Linked DNA regions of Mus musculus: region 2 is linked to region 1. A link is a contact called in ENCODE Hi-C or POLR2A ChIA-PET data. All regions are on one chromosome and are shown on one strand. The core of a region is the stretch at or near the end of the contact, and the rest is flanking DNA. Distances in the headings are between cores, read along the strand shown.

What was found. Hi-C counts contacts between places; a loop is a spot of excess contacts on that map. ChIA-PET counts read pairs that join two places held with the same protein, here RNA polymerase II (POLR2A).
Region 2: a map of v-Abl transformed pro-B cells shows a loop between it and region 1 (2.6-fold over the local background). The contact joins the promoter of Rpe here to the promoter of Pikfyve in region 1. A Hi-C loop is called at or near these places in 2 of 37 maps with a recorded cell type or tissue (T-helper 17 cell and v-Abl transformed pro-B cells). POLR2A ChIA-PET finds 5 or more read pairs at or near these places in 1 of 5 experiments (embryonic stem cell).

Annotation. Positions count from the first base shown.
Region 1 is chr1:65,185,365-65,192,721 of GRCm38, forward strand. Pikfyve (phosphoinositide kinase, FYVE type zinc finger containing) reads left to right here and starts at 1,321. Exons shown (of 42, transcript NM_001310624.1): 1 at 1,321-1,469; 2 at 4,955-5,135; 3 at 6,781-6,930. The coding sequence starts at 4,964. It also overlaps a transcript of Idh1 not described here.
Region 2 is chr1:66,696,045-66,702,758 of GRCm38, forward strand. Rpe (ribulose-5-phosphate-3-epimerase) reads left to right here and starts at 4,787. Exons shown (of 6, transcript NM_025683.3): 1 at 4,787-4,984. The coding sequence starts at 4,863. Unc80 (unc-80, NALCN activator) reads left to right here. Exons shown (of 65, transcript NM_001368824.1): 65 at 1-3,106.

The DNA.
Region 1 (7,357 bases), core at 71-2,570:
CTATTTTATAATTTATTGTACGTTTATGGAATATTAGGGTCTGTTGGGCTAATTTAAGAAAAGATTTTTTTTTCTTCTTCTTAGGGAAGATGCTTGTGTATGTTTATGGGCCAAGGAAGGAGTTATTGGGAAAGGTTTGTTTGAAGAGACATTGCAAGCCCCCAGGGATATGTGTGAGGGACGTGGTTGGTGGTGGAGGTGGTTAGGTTAAGGATAGATAGTACCCAAGGTAGCCCGGTGTTTTGATTTGTATAGATGACAGTTAGAGTGGAGAGTGGAGAGAGGCACAGTAGTAATGAAGACCAATGCGGTCAGAGGACGCTGAGGACAAGATCCAAGAGCCAGTTAAGGATGGTGACCAGGAGTTGCAGCGTCCCCTAGCTTCAGGTTTTGATGGTAATTTCCAACGTTGAAACAAATCAAACAAACAAAAAACCAAAGCTGGGTGGGAAATGCCAAAGTTTTAGAAGAAAAGAATTCTCAGAATATCACCAACCTTCAGATTCCTTTCAATGCTCCCCTGCAAAGCCCTACGCTTTCAGTAAGCGGGTTTTAGCTTGTTTTCTACTTTTAACGGCACAGCCCTGTTAGCAGGACAAAAATAACGGGTCATGTTAATACTAAGCTGAGCAAGTCAGGGCTTGATAACTCTTATCTGCAACACAAAACCCGAATTAAAAAAAGCTATATTCAACCTCACTTGAGTCAGATTCTGTGCCAACTGCCTTTCATGCACAGTTCTACCTAATCCTCAAACAAGACCACCAAAAACATTAACAACAAAAACAACAACAGTAAAACAACAGGGAGTAAACGCAGCTATAATTAACCCTCCTTTACCCACCAGAGGTGTGAGGCCTAGAGAAACAAGCGATTTGTTCAAAGACACATAGTTGGTGTTAGCGGAGTCCTGAAAGGATCCTGAAAGCTAATTAACTACCTCTTCACTCTGGACTACACAGGTAGAAGTCGGTCCAAGAGAGCTCTGAGAGCGGTCCTAAATTATATGTGCTCACGTTGTTGAACACATACGGTAACAGCGACTGGCTGGCGTCTAATGCCTGGCGCGCGTGATGCTCACATGCACCGTCCTCCCCGCTTCCTTCAGGATGGCTGAGGCAGCGTTAAGTCCTCTGGGGGGAGGGGGGGGGGGGTCTAGAACGATACTCTCTGGGTTGGATTCTTTCAGCCTGAACATCTGATCGGAAGGTCTAGAGGGCGGAGAAAAGTAGGCGGAGCCGGCCCTTGGAGCCGGTTGATGATTGGTTAGAAGGGGTACTGGGCGGAGCCTTGAGGTGGTAGGCGGAAGCGAGAAGCCGCAGTTACCGCGTAAGCCTCTGGGCTTCTCGGCGCGACCGCCGGCTGCCTGAGAAAGCCGGCGCTGTGCTTGGCCTCGGCTTCCCGGCCGAGAGTGGTGAGGCGGAGGCCGGGGAGGCGGGAGGCCCGCGGGGCCGGGGCGGGAGGCGAAGGTAAGGGAGGCGGCGAGGCATGGGCAGGCAGGGCGCGCAGTGGGAGGAAGGCCAGCGTGGGTCGCGGAGCACCGCCGGAGGGATGGCGAGGGCCCGGGGCTCTGCGGCCGAGACTCGGCCGGCGAGCGGGGAAGACCCGCCGGGAACCGGCTGGCTTCTGAGCGCCCGGCGGCCCTGTGTGGCGAGACCGGCCGCGGGCCTCCTGGGCCATCTCCCGCCGAGGCTTCCTTGACACAATGGAAGTTCTCTTGCCTCTCTGTTTTCCTAATGCTCGAACTTATTTTGGAGGTGGACCATGTCATCCCTTCCTCTGAGCGGGCGAGCTCAAGTCTCAGGGTGCAGCCTACTCTGGAAAAGAAAGTTCTGACCCACAGAAACCATTCCATGCTTGAGTGTGTCCACCAGCTTAAATGCTGGTTTTTGCCATTTGAGGCTTTTATTTTTCCTTTTTAACTTTAACGTAGTCCTGTTTTGAGGAGGAGGCTTTGTTTCCGAGTAAGTCGTTTCCCCTTTCCCAAGAGGTTCCCAAGAAAGGTTGAAAGTGAAATTTGATGGATGCATTTAGGAATTTAGGGTCTTCTGTCCTATGTAGGTTCTTAGGACATTCAGGGGAAGATGGCAATTCTGCATAAAGCAGGTCATTGCTGTGTATCTTAAGTGCGTAATGTGTTAAATGATGAAGGGTTGCTTCTTCAGTTGGTGCATCTTGTGTTGGTAGAGGTAGACGCCCAGCAAACCTCACCGTCTTGTTTTACATTTATTTGAGTCTCTTTCTGCCTCTCCAGGACTCCCACTCTGTCCCATTCCCTCTCCCCCCCCCCCGGGGGGGGGGAGTGAAAGAGAGATAGACAGAGACAGAGACCGACACACGTGCGGGGTGGCGGCGGGGGTTGGGTGGGGGGAAGATAGTCTTAGTTTCTTTCTCTTCGATTCATTAGGTTAAGGCTTGTGACTAAGGTCAGGACTTTTCTGAGAAGCAACACTAATTTCCTGAGTCCTCCCCCTCCCTTTGCCTCTTTCTGGAAAAGTTACGTGGATCACACTGGTTTTCCTTTAATGTTTCTGTTGTGCATGGGTCACAAAATGAACAATATGCCTTTCTTGATGGAAGCTAACATTGCTTGTATTCAGCTGTCCTGCATTAATAGATAAAAGTTTGAGAATTATACTTAAGAAAAAAACACTCTAGAAAATGATTACACTGCTGTTTTGAATTTCACCTACAGTTTTCGTATGAGCTGATAGGTCAAGCTACACTTTAATATCGAATTCATTTTCTGATTTGCTTCACCAAGATACTCATTTCAAATCTGTGTATACCACACTAGTGCAGAGAAACACTGCAGAAGTTGTTGGATAAGTAGGTTAATATTTCTAATTATGTATTCAGAAAGAGCCATCCTTTACAGTATAAACAGTTATTATGCTGCTAAAAATCAGAGTTGTAATTTTTTTGGTTGCTGGTGGCATGTAATTATTAAGATTAGGTCTATGTGGTTGTATTTATGTTTTTAGAGACTGCACTTGATGTGATGTGTGTTTTCATGATAATTTTTTACTTTCACATGTCCAAAGGTTAAAGAAAGTTGTGGATATAGAAGACCTTTAGAAGTAATTCTAAGACTCTGTAGGTGGATTGGTTTTTGTGCTTTCGTTGGTGCTTTTGTGGACGTAGAATAGGTTGTGTTTGGAAGCATGAGGGTTTTCATTGCCATTACATCTTTTTTCTCTGGTGGTCTTTAAAACAAAACAAAACTTTGAGTTTTTACTTGATTAATCGCCATCTTAATCCTTTATGCTATAGCATCGAAGTTGTATGTTAGCTTGACACAAGCTGGAGTTTTCAGACAGGAGAGCCTCAATTGAGGCTTCATAAGATGGACTGTAAGCAAACCTGTAGGGTATCATCTTAACTAGTGATTGATGGGGGAAGGCCCAGCCCCCACGGTGGGTGGTGTCCATCCCTGGGCTGGCTGGTGGTCCTGGGTTCTATAAGAAAGCAGGCTAAACACTTGTTCATGAGGAACAAGCCAGTAAGCAGCACCCCTCCATGGCCTTTGCCTCAGCTCCTGCCTCCAGGTCTTACCCTGCTTGTGTTCCTTTCCTGACCACCTTTGATGATAAACAATGGTGTGGAAGTGTAAACTAAATAAACCCTTTACTCCAGACGTTCCTTTGGTCATGGTGTTTCATCACAGCAGTAGTAACCCTGACTGAGACAATACTTTACCTGATACTAGAGGTCCTCCTTCCCTGTCTTTCTTCTTCCCTTTCCTCTCTTTCCCCTACTCCATCGCCTTCCTCTTTTCTTTTCCTCCCCATCCTTTCCAATAAGCACTTGTTGCCAAAATTCCATCCAAGTCAGTGGTTTCATTTCTGTTTTAATTTACTAATTTGAGAGAATCTTGAGTATTAAGAGACTACAGTTGGCTAGAATTGGAAGTCTGTGAAGAATACAAATTTTTTTTGATAGAAGACTGTCAGAGAATTTTGTTGCAAGAGTTGTATAGTCACAAGTCTATTTATTACTATCTCTGATTCACCCAAAAGAAAACTGTTTTAGTTGCCTCAATTGTTAATTATAGTAATAATACTTACTTATGTGACTTCTAGGAGTGTTGTGAATATAAAATGAACCTATACATCTGATTTTGAAGGAGAAAACAGTTTTAGGAGAATATAATGCCCTTTTTTCTAAAGTATAGATAGATTACAAACTTTAGCATTTTTTACTAACATAGCAAAGGATATTTCTCTTTAAACTTTCAATCTAAGAGGGGAAGAGCCTCAGTCCCTTCCTATGACTTTATTTCGTGACTAGACTCACTGCTTTGGCCCATTATGCTTTCTTGGTTACTTATAAGCAAAAACACCTTTTAAGAAGGTCATACCTTAATGTCTTTTGAGTTTAGGCTTATAAGGTAGTTGTGGAAATCCCAGGTTCCTGTGCCTACGAGGAGAGAAGAGGAAGCCTGTTGATTCGAGCACTTGTCACAGGCGTTGCCAAAGCCCTTTGCTCAGATTGCATAGACATGTCCTGCCAGCTGACTGGCTTTCTTTTCCTCAGATACATATGTAAAATGAGGCTGAGTAGTTTATGTTATATAAAGTCAGTTTCTGCTCTAACTTTATAAAGCTATTATTATTTTAACAAAAAACCTTGGACACCTATAAGTAATGGGAAATTTTTTGTCTGCTCATATTTACGTCTTACCTGTAGATTTTAAATTAACTTTAATTGTAAAGAGAATAAGAATGGTAATATTTGAAATGAGCTCAGCCACATACATGGTTTTAAGTGTTGAGGCTCTTTCCATTTAGACAGTAGTAATTTTTAAGCCTCAATTTTTGAATATTTGGACATAGGTCTCCTTATTCTTTTGTGTTTTGATAAGAATTGTCACGCAGGGGGGCTGTTTGGTTATTTGCCTGTTCTTGAGATGGTTTCTAAGGAATCTCTTTCCCTCCCTGCCCTTTCTTTCCAGACTCATGAAATGGCCACAGATGACAAGAGTTCCCCGACACTGGACTCTGCTAATGATTTGCCTCGCTCTCCTGCCAGTCCTTCTCACCTCACTCACTTTAAACCCTTGACTCCTGACCAGGATGAGCCCCCCTTCAAGTCAGCATATAGTTCTTTTGTAAACCTTTTTCGTTTTAACAAAGGTAAGATTACATCTTAATAAACCTCATAAAATGCAGTTTGAATTCTCTGCATTCCCTTTAGTGTCTTGCTGTGTGGTTGTGAGAATGTGAAATATTAATAAGGTGGTGACTTCAATCTCAGGTCACCAAGTCTTTCTGTCTAAGAAGGAAAAGATAGCATTTCATTGTAATCCGATTAATTATTTGTGTAAATTGAATTTAAAGTGGTTAGGGAGGTCCTTTTTAATGAGAAAACATTTGTTCTACATATTTTCTATCAATGTGCTTTGACTTAAGCTTACAGAATGAAACTTGTTTTGAGGGAGGCATTGGTAATAAGATTTTAAAGCAATAATATTAAGCAGCAGTATATGGTTTGTATGTTTAGAAACTTACAAGCTGACAGCAAGCATGTTGGGACTTATACTCATTGGATTGAGTTGTAAATGACATGAAATGAACAGATAATTTAAAGGATGAGTTCTTGAATGCAATGTTCATTGTTTTTAAGCAGAATTTAAAATATAGACATATCTTGCTCTTATTTTGCACTTTTGTTTTTGTTTTTGTTTGAGACCAGGGTCCATTTTTTGGCCTTGGCTAACCTGAAACACTGTAATTTTGGCCATGAGGCCATTTTCCTGTGTTAGTCTTTTGAGAGCTTCGGTTGCAGGTATGAGTTACCATGTCTGATTTATTTGTCTTTATTGTTTGAAATGTGTTAGAAGATAGAACCTGATTTTAGGAATTTGATAGCTTCACTCAGTAGAATTTTTTTTTTTTTTTTTTAAAGATAGGCTCTTACTCTATAACCCTGTAAGTCAGGCTGGCCTGTCACTATCCCTGCCGGGATTCAAGGGATGTGCCACCACACCTGGCCTTTAGTAAAAATTTTAATAGTACTAGCTCAGTTTTCCTAACAGTTTTGTTATCGAGGATAACATTTTACATTTAGTTGTTGTAAGTTATGCATTTAGGAAGGGTTAAAAAGCACCTAGTATGCTGGACACTGTCTCAGTAATATAAAGAGATCTCTCCCATACACTGGTCAAAAAGGTCAAGGTCTTATGTGAGGCTTGTGTTGCTTCCTTTAGTATGTTCACAAACTTACAAATGAAAAGCAAAACACACAGTTCATGTACACAAAATGTGTGACTGTTGGAACGGAATTTCATTCTGGATTTTTTTTTTTTTTTTTTTTTTTTTTTTGGTTTTTCGGGACAGGGTTTCTCTGTATAGTCCTGGCTGTCCTGGAACTCACTCTGTAGACCAGGCTGGCCTCGAACTCAGAAATCCACCTGCCTCTGTCTCCCAAGTGCTGGGATTAAAGGCGTGCACCACCACCGCCCAGCTTTTCATTCTGGTTTTTTACTTTTTCTTTAAAATATTTAAAAATTTAAAAAATTAATTTTATTTTCAGTTATGTGTGTGCATGTGTTTTATGCACATGTGTGTGAGTACCTGAGGAGATGAGAAGAGGCTTAGTTACAGGTGATTATGAGCTGCCTGACATAGGTGTTGGGAACTGAACTAGGGTCCTTTGCAAGAGCGTTACATGCTCAGTTATGAATATAATACTTGAATATTGTCTGAAGGATCTTATCTGTCACCTTGTTGAACTCTGAGCCTTAGTTTTTCAAGTAATACCATATTTCCTTTGTCACAGAGCGAGGAGAAGGGGGCCAAGGAGAGCAGCAGTCTCCGAGTTCAAGTTGGGCCAGCCCTCAGATCCCTTCAAGAACACAGTCTGTGAGGTCGCCTGTACCTTATAAAAAACAGCTTAATGAGGAGCTCCACCGGCGCTCTTCAGTGTTAGGTAAAACAGCAATTATTACACTTTGTGTGTGAATTTTCATCTTTGTGCTTTCTAGGTGATATGCTGAGTTAATGTTTCTGTTACTTGGAACAGTCCAGTACCCTTCAGAATAAATAAAACTTACTTATGTGATAAAACTTTTCAGTTGTTGAAAAGTTCATTATGTCATTAAATTTTGATTATGCAAGCACTGATGTCTTGATTGTATTTTGATTAATTACTTGCTTGGGTTTCAGCAGAGAACACTTTGCCACATCCTCAGGAGAGCACAGGTTAGTTCCAACTTTATAGATGGATTCTGCACTTATTTTTGGATGCTAATGAAGTGTGATGTGCATGCCACTGGCTGCAGAACACTGTCAAACTCCATTGGTGGGCTGCTGATTGCTGCTGGCCTTTGTCTTTGTTGGGCTTCAGACTGTCAGTG
Region 2 (6,714 bases), core at 3,537-6,036, 1.5 Mb after region 1:
AACCAGCAAGAAAAATAATTAGAAACTAAACTATAAACCCTGCAGCCATTTTTGTTTGGGTCAATAATATAGCTGGTTATTTAAAAAAAAAACGTACTATTTTTAGAGCCGTGGACTTTTCAAAATTTATTTTTTAACTGTCCTTTCACTACATCCTATAAATCAAAATTCTAATGCCACATATCATTCCATTTCATATCTACTGTATTAGACAGAGAATATCTAGAATCTCAGATATGATTCTGAATTAATAACATAGACAGCTATACAATTATGAAAAAGCTAAATGTAAATAGCTTTGCTTGAAAGAGATGGCATTCCTAATTCTACCCATGATGACATCACCGTTCGGATTAGGACCTATTGGGAAAGAGGATTGCTTTCCCTTGCTGTCCTTGTGCCTGCCCCTGAGGGCGTATTTTCATACATTAAAGTTAAATTGTTAGAACTAGATCAGAAATTAACTTTTTCTCAGTTGTCAAATATTCTATGATCCTTAGGAGATCACAGTTAATGAAGGAAAGTCAGAGTAATCAATTTCTTTATAGACTCAGACAGCTTGTATATATTACAAATAGGGCTTTAACTTAAAGTGCAGTTACTTCAAAAAAAAAAAGAATAAAATTTGAAAGGCTTGTCAGGCCAGTACTTAGTCGATTATTGAAGGGCTGGACATCATGCAGTTCATAAACATTTTTCAAAAGTTTAGCAGTTTACATTAGAGAAATGTAACTACTAAACCCTGAAAAAAATCTCATAACATACCTACATCGATGTGTGTGTGTGTGTGTGTGTTAGTCTTCATGTAGAAGTTAAACAGAGATTTTGATTATGTTGAGATGAGTTTAAAATATATTCTATATGCTTAAATATTGACTATGTTGGCTATAAAATGTATACTATAAAGAAAATACCTATAAACCCATACAAATAATAAAGGAAACGATTTTTATGTTAGAATTATTTATTAAATGAGCACAGTGACTTATAAAATCAAATATATTTTGGGGCTATGATCCCATTCACCATGAGAATGAAAGGTAACCTATAAGTTAACTAGGATAAAATTTAAAATCCCCCAGGTCAGAAAATCAGGGCAGAACCACCTTCTTGGCCTTTTGGCTGAGAACATGCATGGGAAATCCAGGAGACAAACAAACCTTCTCTGTGTTATAACACCTTCACATCATTTATACTTAATGTGCAGTTCATTTCTAAGTGCAAAAGTGGACATGTAAGTGGTTTTCTGGTTCTAAGCTGATATATTTTGCCTGTTAAAAACTATGCTGCTCAACTAGCATTAGAGGCCTTATGTTTGGTAATTACAAGTGTCTGAGTTGTGTGCGTTTATATGTCTGTGCTTTGTTCCCTCTTTTGGACTTGTGATTCAAAATCTCTATAATTGTGTCAGATATTTAAGAAGTATAGAGGTCAAAGAATTGTTAAATACTCAATAATAACCCTAAATACCTTTATATATTTTAAGTGTGTTGGGCTGTTTGAGAAATGATTTTATTGGTCTGTCTGCCTTTTAATCTGACTCCTTCACTCTCGTGTATGGAAGTCTATTATTAACTTTTTCAGTAAGCTAAGTAATGTTTTATCTTGGAAAAAAGAAAAGACATGACCACTCTGAGAAATGGGGACTTACAGAGTGGGAGTGCTCTCGTCTTGGGACTTTTGAGATTTCTCATCTATTCCATTTATTGTGTCCTTAAACGTGTTGAATGTTTATGTGTGGTAACTAAAGTATATGTATGTGCATAAGACTGTCACAAGATGTATTCTCAGGAATACTGTTACCTGGAGTTTGAAGGAATAACTTAAAGAAAACAGTTAAGATAAAAGTTCAAGTTAATTGACAATCTTTTGTAATATTCAAAAATGTGACAAGAACTAATTATCACTTTTGATCAATATATTAGTAAAATTAGATTATATCTTAATCTGTGATGCTTAATAATATTTATCTCATTCAGAGGAAGGATAAAACAGGCACCCACTTTCCAGGTATTAAACAATTACATCCAATTAAAATTGCTCCTTTGGAAAGCAACTTTATAGAGAAACCTTGAGAAATAAAAATACATCATCCATGATAGTGAGTACCCATGTGTACTATCCAGATTAAAGCAGCTTAAATCCTGGATGCAGAATTTTCTAGAATAGACATTTTTCTTTCATTCGCAGCATTCAGTGTTTTCTATAATTCTATTAGATTATTTGATTCTTATGACAAGGGAAGTGAGTTACTGAGTGCGTTGGAACAAGTCACTGAGAACAACACTGTCAAGGGGTACCACTGGGCACATGGCAGTGCTGGAGGCATCTGTTGGTTTTCTGCTTCAAGCCTCCAAGAGTAACTTAAGCCAGGATGGCATCTCTCTTTTAGCATCTGTTCTTTTAGTCAGTGAAGAACTTTCTCCACTTTGCTGCCCACTCCTAGAGTTTCCGAGGAAATAATTGAGTGTGTACTGAGATCCATAGGGAAGAAAAGGTCATAAATGAATAGAATTATAGTCCAAAACATGAACTAAGTACCTTCCTTGAGTTACACAGGATACTTTACCAGAGAACTTTCCCGAATTTGCTGCTGTCACATAGAGTCCCACTTTCACTCTGTGACCTCACACTACCAATCCATGGCCTTGTGTCTCAGCAGTGAGTAAACTAGCCCACTTCCTCATTTATTTTTGTGGGTCTCAACTGCAGCATTTTAGAAGCAAACTTTGATCTGACACTCAGGAGAATAAACACAAATAGAGGGCAGAATGTATTTGGAAAAGTTTATGATAAATTTACTTATATTATTTAAAGATCATTTAGGATCATAAATCTACGTACCTCCATGATATTTTTAATAGTCACTGTGACCATGGGATTAAAGTCCTTTATTAGCCATTTTGTAGGTGAAGACAAAGGATTGACTACACAGCCAACTTCCTTCAGATGACTATAAAGTCTGTTATGAATACTGAATGACCAAAGAGCATGGAAAATGCATCTGAATAAATACTGAGATGTTTATGAAAGATATTTATGAAAGCTAATGATTTCTGTGTTTGAATATGCACATATAATAAAATAAATCTAAGATCATTTAATGTGCTCTAATTTCACTTCTTTCCATTGGGAATGGGATAGCTCATTCAGGATCATTTTTCAAGACCTGGTCTGTGCCTTCCTTCATCTCTTGTTCTTCAGACTTCCACTCTAAAGTGGAAGCCTAAAGCCATTTTTAGCTTAAAGTCACTAATGGGTAAACACCCCCAGTCCCTCTACCGCCATATTTGATACCTACCTACTTCTGTTTCTCATCTTCTATCTTTCAAAATAAAGCAAAATGTAGATATGGAAGACAGCAAGCCAAATTGACTTCACTGCCCGGATTATGACCCGGAATGCTGGTATATCCCCAAGTCAGAATATTAAAGACTATTGTCTTCTAACTGTGTCCCCTGCAGAAACCATGGCATCTAAATTACCAGCATGCTTTTAATAAAACTATGAGAGCCCTATCCTTGTTCTTTAGGAATTGCTCTTGTTCTATCCACGTGTATCTTCATGTACCTTTTCATTTTTTCCTGGCCCAGACTCTGGATACGTTTGACATTACGCCACTTATCCATTTCAAGAATTATGGCTGGATAGCAACTCTATCAGACTGGCTATGAAAGACCCACAACGTGAGGACTCCCCCACGTTCTGACTCAGGAGAGGCGACACCCCAAATCACACAAGAAACGGTCTTACTGCAAACTTATTCAAGAGGGCTCTCGGGCCCACGGTCATACACCACGCAGGGGTAGAGGTCTGTGGCACACCGATTAGCTGGGTAAGGAGGTATTTAAAGGAAGAAACCACAACTCAAGGAAGTGGGGAGGGCTTTGTTGGAAAATACCAAAGATACCAGTTAAGAGTCCCAAGGAAGTGCAAAGTCACAAGAGTCACAAGGAATACCTGGTAATTGTTCCAGTTATCTCTCAAGACAGTTTCTAAGAGCCCCTAACAATAGCACATTTGCATAGCAATGGTCAGGGTGACTTTCTTTGAATGAACACTCTTTGAACCCAGGAAGCGGGTGGGTGGAGGAATGTCGCTATCTGTTTTATGATTAGCATCATTAAGTCACAGAGGTCACATTCCCATGCCTGGGCCTAAAGGCCTAGAATTTTGTTTTTACGTTATACTTTCAGCTACTGCAAAAATTCCTACACTGAGTACTCAGCAGTCACCAGTTATCAGCAGCTTGACTAAGGAACATCTCAGAAGAGAGGACTGTAAGAGACAGAGGGTGGGGGAAGTTCAACGGAATGCTGCAATTAATGATTGCATAAGCAACTGTGGCTCCCTGCACAAAACCTACAGACACGTGAGGTGAAGTTATTTAAGTAGGAGAGGAGTTAATTGGGAAGAAGGGGTCAGGAGGAGTGGCTGGGGTAAGAAAGGGTAATGGGGTTGAATATGATCACAATATATGCTATACGTGTATGAAACAGAGAAAAAAATAAAAACAAATTTCCTACATTGTAGGTGGTAGTCTAGCTGATCAACCCGTAGAACTTCTTACATTGTACTCAATAAACTATTTTCCCTTTCAAAAGGAAAAGAAGCCAGAAGATCCTTGGAAATCCAAGACAGAAGGCAGAAGCTCTGCACCTGGCTCCGCCCCTAGCCAGCCAGCTGACGCCCCCCCCCCAGGAGGAGGCGGGACTTCCTCGCCGCAGGGCAGCTGCTTCCGGCAGAGTCCGGAAGAGAGTGCGAGGTGGGAGGGGGCGGAGCCAGTGCGGCGCGCCCAATCGGGACGGAGTCTTGGCTGGCCCGGGCTCTCGTGGGCTCACTCGCTCTAGGGAACCGGCACCATGGCGTCGGGCTGCAAGATCGGCCCGTCCATCCTCAACAGCGACCTGGCCAACCTGGGGGCCGAGTGCCTGCGCATGCTGGACTCGGGGGCCGACTACCTGCACCTGGATGTAATGGACGGGTAACTCCGCGGGGCTCGGGGCGGGCTGGCCGCGCGGGTCGGCGTCGCTGCACCTCAGCGAGCGCCTGTTGGGTGCACGGCGCCCCTGTGCGACGACGGGCTGCCTGGCCAAGCGCGCTGCCGAGGGCACCGAGCCGGCCCTGGCTGACTTTGGGGCCCGGTCCTTTCCCCGCCACCCCGTAACCTGTGGTGATAGGACCCGGGAGCCACCTCCAGTGTTCAGGATCTTCCTCTGGTGAACTCGTAGAGAAACTGAGGCCCAACGGGACAGGCGCGACTTGCTCGATCGAACTCAGATAACTAACTAGTTCTCGACAAAGCCGGCAGACAGCCTCAGCTTGACACCTGGATGGGCTTCCGGAGTTCGACCACTTGCCGACTTGTCTTAGGCAAGCCGCTTCAGCCTTGATTGGGACTCGGGTTCAGTGTGAGGAAAATGGAAGGATTATTGATCATAGAACGCTTCCGCGTCTTGGGGAACTTGAAACGAGCAAGTCCAGTGCCTGGCGTGTAACAGATTCTCTGCAGTTGTTAGTTGTATCGAATAACCCATTCGAATTCTGATTTTCCTGTCTATTTTCTCTTCAGGCACCCTGCTCTTCAGGGAGGTCAGTTTTTTTGTAAGTAATTTTTAAGCACTGTAGTTATAATGCTCAGAATCAGGGTACAAGTTTCCTAAGTTGGTTCTAAAGTGAGGAAACAAACCTAGACCCAAAGGAGGCTGGAGGACTTGCTCAAGATTACAGAAGATTGTGACAGACTTGGAACTTGAATCTTCTTGGCTTTTTGACTAGCATTTCCCACCGAAAGTTTACATAAAATTATAAAAGACCTTGGGAGTGAGATAGAAAAATAAATTTATTTCAAATAAGCAAAATCTGTTTGCCCTCAGTCACATTGGCAAATATGTGTTATTTACATCAGTTTCGTTTCTTGTTGGAGGTTTTGCTGTTCTTTCTGGTTTTTTTGAGACAAGGTCTGTATAAATCTTAACTGGCCTCAAACTCAAAATCTTGCCTCAGCTTCCCAAATGCTGGGATTATGGGCACGGGTCCCCACACTCAGTTACACTAATTCTTTTTAACATCACTGCTGTTTTGTCCATAGCAGTTTTGTTTCTTTTGGCTCTCCGTGGTTAAATCTCATTTTTCTTAACACTTACTTGAAAGCCCTTGACCGGCTGGAATGTGTACCCCAGAGATGGTGTTGATTTCGATGCCTGAGAAAATGTAGGGGTCCTAGCATGGCACAGACTGCAGGTGTAATGAGCCTGCTTGATGCAGAGGGGAGGGGTGGACACCAGTGCTTTCACTTTGCTAATACAAATGTTGCTGTAGACCAGGCTTGCCTCACCTGCTTCTGCCTCCTGAGTGTGCCCAGCTTTTTTAACCTTATTTTTAAACGTGTCTAGTTTTTGAGATTCTATATAATATAACTAAATCATTCCCCCTTCTCTTTCCTCCCACAAACCCTCACACAGACCCTATACCTCCTTGCTCTTTTTCAAAACCATGACCTTTTAAAATATTATTAAATACATATGTAAAAATACAGACACACATATATCCCTAAATACATAAATTTGACCTGCTCAGTCTGTATAATGCCACTTGTGTGTATATTTTCAGAGCTGGCCATTTGGTATTGGATGAGACTGTGTCTCCTGCTCTCAGAATTCCTTAGATATCTGGTCCTTTGTGTAGGGCCAGGGCTCTGTGGGCTGTCCAGGT